Regions from separate parts of the Homo sapiens genome. Here region 1 is linked to region 2. The links are chromatin loops, found by intact Hi-C in ENCODE. Cell type or tissue: MCF 10A. All regions are shown on one strand. Links, peaks and the distances in the headings refer to the core of each region. The heading gives the core; the rest is flanking DNA. Region 1 overlaps LOC105370816 (a long non-coding RNA gene). Region 2 overlaps LYSMD2 (LysM domain containing 2).

Region 1 (2,924 bases), core at 290-2,789, 76 kb after region 2:
GAAAGTTTATATAGGCAGCTACATACATAAGATTAGCCATCCTTGGAAGATTGAACTCATTTCATTTACTCTCTCCCCAATAATAATGAAGATTCTACAATGGAAACAGGAGTAAATATGTAATGTATTTTTTATTGATATTAAAATACATGAGATAATATTATTTGTATTTCCAGACTTGAGGCCATCCTCTGTATCTCCACCCCTGACCACTCCCTTGACCACATACATATCCAGTTACCTAGAGCACTGGATGACCGGCAAGCATCTCAAGTCTCAAATGCAACTACTCAAGCTCCTTCCTCCCTCACTCATGCTGCATCTCAAGAAGATGTAAGCCAATTATCCAGAGGCACTGAGGGTCCTATGCGACTGCACCATCATATCCCACAACCTGCTATTCACTGTTATTCTGCTTGTCCAGTCCATCTCCCTCCTCTCAATCTCCCCTCTGCCCTAGTTCAGGCTGCCATCATTTATTCGTTTATTTGTTCAGTAAGTATTTCTTGAGTACATATCATGTGCCATTCATATTCTGTGCCTCAAATAGAATAAGCAGTGAACAAAACACTCAGTGAACGTCACTGAACAAAACTGACACAAAACCTGCCTTCACAGAGTTTGCATTCAGGTGGAAAGGGAAATAAAACAGATAAGCAAAATACACATTGCTAGAAAGTTATGGGTGTATAGGAGAAAAAATAAAGCAGAGAAGAAGGACATGACATTTAGAGGTGGGGTTGAAAGGTCTCAATAAGGAGGTGACTTTTGTGTAGACTTGAGAAGGAAATGAGGGGGCTAGCGTTGTGGATATCTGGGGCAAAGCCTCCAGAGGAAAGAGTATGGTAAAAGTCCCTGGAGTGAGATTATGCCTGGCCTGTTCTAGGCATGGCAAAGGGGCCAGTGGGAATGGAGTAAAGTGAGCAAGGAGGAAAGGAGTAGAGAGGGATGGAGTGAAGTCAGAGAGCTAATAAAGACAAGATGCCGTAGGTCATTTTCTCAGTGAATGGGAAGCAAAGCCATCAACTGAGAATTGAAGTGATGTTCCTGTAAACAATTTAGTACCTTTGCCTTTTTTGTTTGTTTGTTTTGTTTTTCTTGGTACCTTTGCATTTTGAGGCACATTTTTATACCTATTTGTTGGAGATTCACCTAGGGATAGAAATGTGGGGTTGTATAGGATGTAAATGGAATCAAATAGATTTTTTAGGATTAAATTTTTTCTGATTTTAAAAGTAGGAAATACAAAAGTGTTTAAAGAAGTAAATATCACCTGTGACCACCTCTCCCAGAAATAAGTATATTTTATAAGTATACTTTAATATATTTTATTTAAGTATATTAATTTTTCAATGTGATTAATGCCAAAAGGAGAGTATAAGCCAATTTTATGTATAGCTTGATTACAATTATAAAAATGTGCTTAGAGAAAAAAGGATCAGAAAGGAGCATAACAATATGCTAACGGGTTATGTTAGTAAAAATATATGTGACTTCCTTTCTCTATTTCTAAAAATGTCTGCAATCTTATAATATTCTTAATGAGAAAAATTAATTTTACAAGCTTTTTAAAAATAGCTTTTTTTTTTTTTGTTTTTAAACAAAGATATTTGTTTTGGCAGTCCTCAAAGGAAACTTCTAGAATTACTATACAACTGTATTGACCTAGCGTTTGCCAGAATAATTCTTTTTTTCATTCATTGTGACATGGTACACCACTTTATAGGACTGGATTTGCATAGAAAATACTATTGAAATAACAGAAGGTACCTATTACTGCCTGTATATTCTGCCAACGTTTAGGAAATACTGCCACCAGGTGGATGGTAGGAATTTAGCTTTTGTCCCTTGATTTCATGTATCCTTCCTGTTGCCTTAATTCTGTACAGAAAGTAAGAACAGACAAAACTGACTCTCTGTGTGTGTGTATGTGTGTGTGTGTGTTTAAACACTGGGGGCTTTGGTTGAACCAGGAGGGTAAGCTCAGACAGTTGCTTATGTATGTGTGAACCAAGGAGGAAAGATGAAATCCCAACTAAGAGGACAGCTGAAGTGGAAATCTTGGACAGACTGGATTTCACATCCAGCACACTGAGTAATGCATGCTGATTCTAATTTTAGGGTCTATCCTAAAGAAATAATTATGGATACTTTAAGATTTAACACTGATGCTGCAAAGACTTAACATTGGTGTTTATTGCAGTGTTTATTTTTACTAAGTAAAACAAGAATCTAAATATCTTGCGATTGAGGATTAATTGAATAAATAATGATACGTCTCTGCAATTAACCACTCTTTGACCATTAAAATGAGGTTTAAAAGTATGTAATGACAATGAATGATGTTTATGATATACTTTTGAGTGAAAAATGGAGATAACAAAGTAGTATATGCCACACACAGCTAAAAAACTATAAGGGTATACATAAAAATATTAGCAATAACAATAGTAATTAACATATATTCAGTGCTTACTATGTGCCAGAGAAATTAAAATACCTATCTTGGACCTGCCTTGTCCTCCCTTCTCTAATTTAGTCCTTCTAGTGCTTCTCACTGCTTTTATATCAGTTTCTATTGGGCTCTAGACCCTTTGGAAAATCTTGTAGAGCATATGGGCCCCAGAGAGACATTTAAAAACACATAATATGAAATACAAAGCATTAAACAGGAAATCAATTACATTGGAATACAGTTATTAAAATATCAAAAAATCAAATTTGTGATATAGTTTTATATATACACATACATCTTTTTTTATTATTATACTTTAAGTTCTAGGGTAGATGTGCACAACGTGCAGGTTTGTTTACATGTGCCATGTTGGTTTGCTGCACCCATCAACTCATCATTTACATTAGGTATTTCTCCTAATGCTGTCCCTCCCCCAGCCCCCCATCCCCCAACAGGCCCCAGTGTGTGA
Region 2 (2,924 bases), core at 126-2,625:
TCTTGTGTGTCATCTTGTAGTCTAGACCATAAAGGTCCACATACATCTTAAATGCTTACTAATGACATTGAGATGAAGACAGTGGAGCCCCTGACTTTAGGAAGCTTGTGGACCAGTTATAGTGAGTCACTTGTGCAGCAGTATGTACAGAAGCCAGGGGGAGCCTAGCCCTTCACTGCCTGTGGACTCCCTGACTGCACACAGCCTCTGAGTCTGTCACCTTGTCTAGTCCTCTGTAGGCCCCTTGCCTGGCCTTGATGGCCCATTGTGCTCTGTATGATAGATGTATCTGTCAGCATTGCAGCAGAATACAGATAACACTCTCAGAGGATGTGGCCGAAGAGAGTTTAATAAAGGGACATTTACTGAATGTGGGCATAGTTGAGGGAACCAACAAGGGAAGTTGAAGCACCCAGAGACTAGCAATAGCAGGGAGACATTACCCCTAGGCCTGAAGGGCCAAGGGAACACTGGCAAGATCTGGAGCCTTGGATCTGGGACTCCTGATAGGAACTCTCACCAGAGAGGAATGCAGCCACTGGTTATGGTAAGGTCGTTCTGCTGCTGTTTGAAAACCAACTGGAATTCCAAGGACAAGGGGACCTGGGTAATGCCGTTCTTAAAAAGTCAGCCTCCTAGGGTTTAGAATAAGCCCAAGAAGAGTGGAGGAATGGATTGGGAGGGGAGAGTGGGTTTGAAAGGAGAATAAGCAGCACGACAGATAACTTACTACCCATTTCTGATTACTTCATCTTCCATGCCCACTCCTCTGACCTGCGTTAATTCATCCATCCATCCATCCTTCCATCCACCTGTCCATCCATCCTAAGCACTTAGTGTGTATGAGATCTTTGTCAGACCAGGAAGGCTATAGCAATAACCAGTTCTTGCCCTCAAAGAATTAATAGTGTACTCTTGCAGTTCCTAGCTCTGCTCAGCAGTTTGGATCCTGGTCCCATCTGTTTCTGTCTTCCATCATTATTCCCAGGAAGCAATGACTATTAGCAGTCGTAGTCCCCTTCTGATAAGCATTTCAAAGGGCACTGTATCAGCAAGAGCTCTTTCAGCTACAAGTGACAGAAAACCTAACTCAAATTGGCCTAAACAAAAAACAAACTCCAAGTGGAGTTTAGTGGATCTTGGAACTGAGCATGTTCTGTCTTCAGGCTGTGATCCAGAAGTTCAAATGCTCACCTCTAAGGTGACTCCAGTATCAGATTCCACAAGGTGCCAGGATGACTGCCAGCATCTCCAGCCTATCTCCTTCCAGCAGAAAGCAGTAGAGAACTCTCCCCTCGACTACCGTCCTGCAGGAGTCTCTTTGCATGTCTGAATGATTCTGTCATGGGTCTGTGATCTATCACAAAAGCCTGTGATGCTCCCCAGGGCAGGAATGAGTCATATGCTCACTCTGGAGCCAGGGGAGGGCTTAGTGTCATTGGAAGCCTATGCACTAAGAGAGATAGAGCAGCTGGATGCTTGGGGGCAAGATCTAGGGGTCCTAAAGGCGAAATAGCAATAGGTATACCTGAACCTGCTACGGGCAAAGTGTCCAAGTTATTAACCCTTTCAAACCTGAACTAGACCAGAGATACTTGGGGTTTTTAGATTTTAATTTTGTCTCTAAAAGGCACCTGCCCATGTTTATGTTCTCTTTCTCCCCTTAAACTAGAAACGAGAACACAAAAGACCATCCTTTTTAAAAATCTCATTCCTTTAATGGAGTATCTTTAGAAGAAAAAAGAAAGCTTTACATGTACTATTTGCATGGAATCAGCTTATAACAAAGCAGGATGAACAGGGTCCACTTAGTTGACTGTTGTTTTTGCAGGCTTTTTGAAGTAGAAATACAATTTTTTTGTTTTTACTCAGAATTCATTTGGCATTAAAGGCTCCCCATAATGTGATTTCATTAGTTGTGTACTTTAATTCAGATGTTGTACGGACTTCGGAGTCAGACAAAAATCCCATTTTAAACATTTAAAGAGCCATATGTACTTGGTCAAATCTACCATCTCTTTTGTGTTTTGATTTCTTCATCGCAAAGTGGAGAGTAGTAAGTACCATCCACTGCCAGACACTCTAATCACTACTTTCTCTCTCTCTTTCCATATAGATATATATGGGAATATATGTATAGAATGTACATATATTTTTATATATTCTCTCATATATATATATTTCCTTGATGTGAGTGGGTATATAAGCTCTCATTTAATCCTTGCAACAACCCTGTGAAAGGTAGATGGTACCTGTTTTACACATGAGGAGAAAGGATCAATGATATAAGTAACAAGCTCATGTTCATACAGTAACTGTATTTACTAAGTACAGTTCTAGAGACATGGGAAGCACTTCATAAGTAAAACAGCAGCAATGGTAAGTTTAAAAAAAATCAGATAATAGAAATGTTAAAACAAGAATGGAATTTATTAAGTGCTAAAAATTTTACATTTTTAAACTTCAGAGATTTAAGTCCACTGATGTTAAAAGCTGCCTTGTAGTAGAAATAGTATAATGTGGAAAAATTAGTCTGTCCTTTTTAAAAATTGGGAAACAATTCTCCAACATCTCTTGAAATAACTAGAGATATCTGGGGAGGTTACCAAACCTGAATGAAGAGTCTCAAATCCCAAGAAAGCATTGTGTACATTTTGCTTATGAATATTGGTAGTTCTGTATTGTATAATAAATCTTACTCCTTGACTTGGTTATATGTAATTCTGTGTCTCCTTTTTTATATTTTAGATGGAACAGATTAAAAGGGCCAATAAACTGTTTACCAATGATTGTATATTTCTGAAGAAAACTTTGAACATCCCAGTTATATCAGAGAAGCCTTTGTTGTTTAATGGACTTAACTCCATTGATTCTCCAGAAAATGAAACTGCTGATAACAGTTTTTCTCAGGAAGAGGAGCCAGT

Evidence for each region. Peaks named below come from ENCODE experiments on the same cell type or tissue, not always from the same donor. Only the 100,000 strongest peaks of a DNase experiment are listed, where the experiment ranks them.
Region 1: it touches region 2 in a loop (4-fold over the local background); 14 of 110 quality-filtered maps call a loop at or near these places.

Annotation. Positions count from the first base shown.
Region 1 is chr15:51,649,005-51,651,928 of GRCh38, reverse strand. The region is part of intron 2 of LOC105370816 (a long non-coding RNA gene); the gene reads left to right. Among named protein-coding and RNA genes, the nearest start is that of DMXL2, 28 kb to the right of the region's middle. In MCF 10A, for the core only: a CTCF peak has its summit at 1,814 (motif pointing left); a DNase peak (open chromatin) is centred at 1,818.
Region 2 is chr15:51,724,946-51,727,869 of GRCh38, reverse strand. LYSMD2 (LysM domain containing 2) reads left to right here. Exons shown (of 3, transcript NM_153374.3): 2 at 2,749-2,924. Among named protein-coding and RNA genes, the nearest start is that of LYSMD2, 11 kb to the left of the region's middle. RefSeq lists a silencer at 1,398-1,457. In MCF 10A, for the core only: no CTCF peak of the experiment used is centred there; a DNase peak (open chromatin) is centred at 1,349.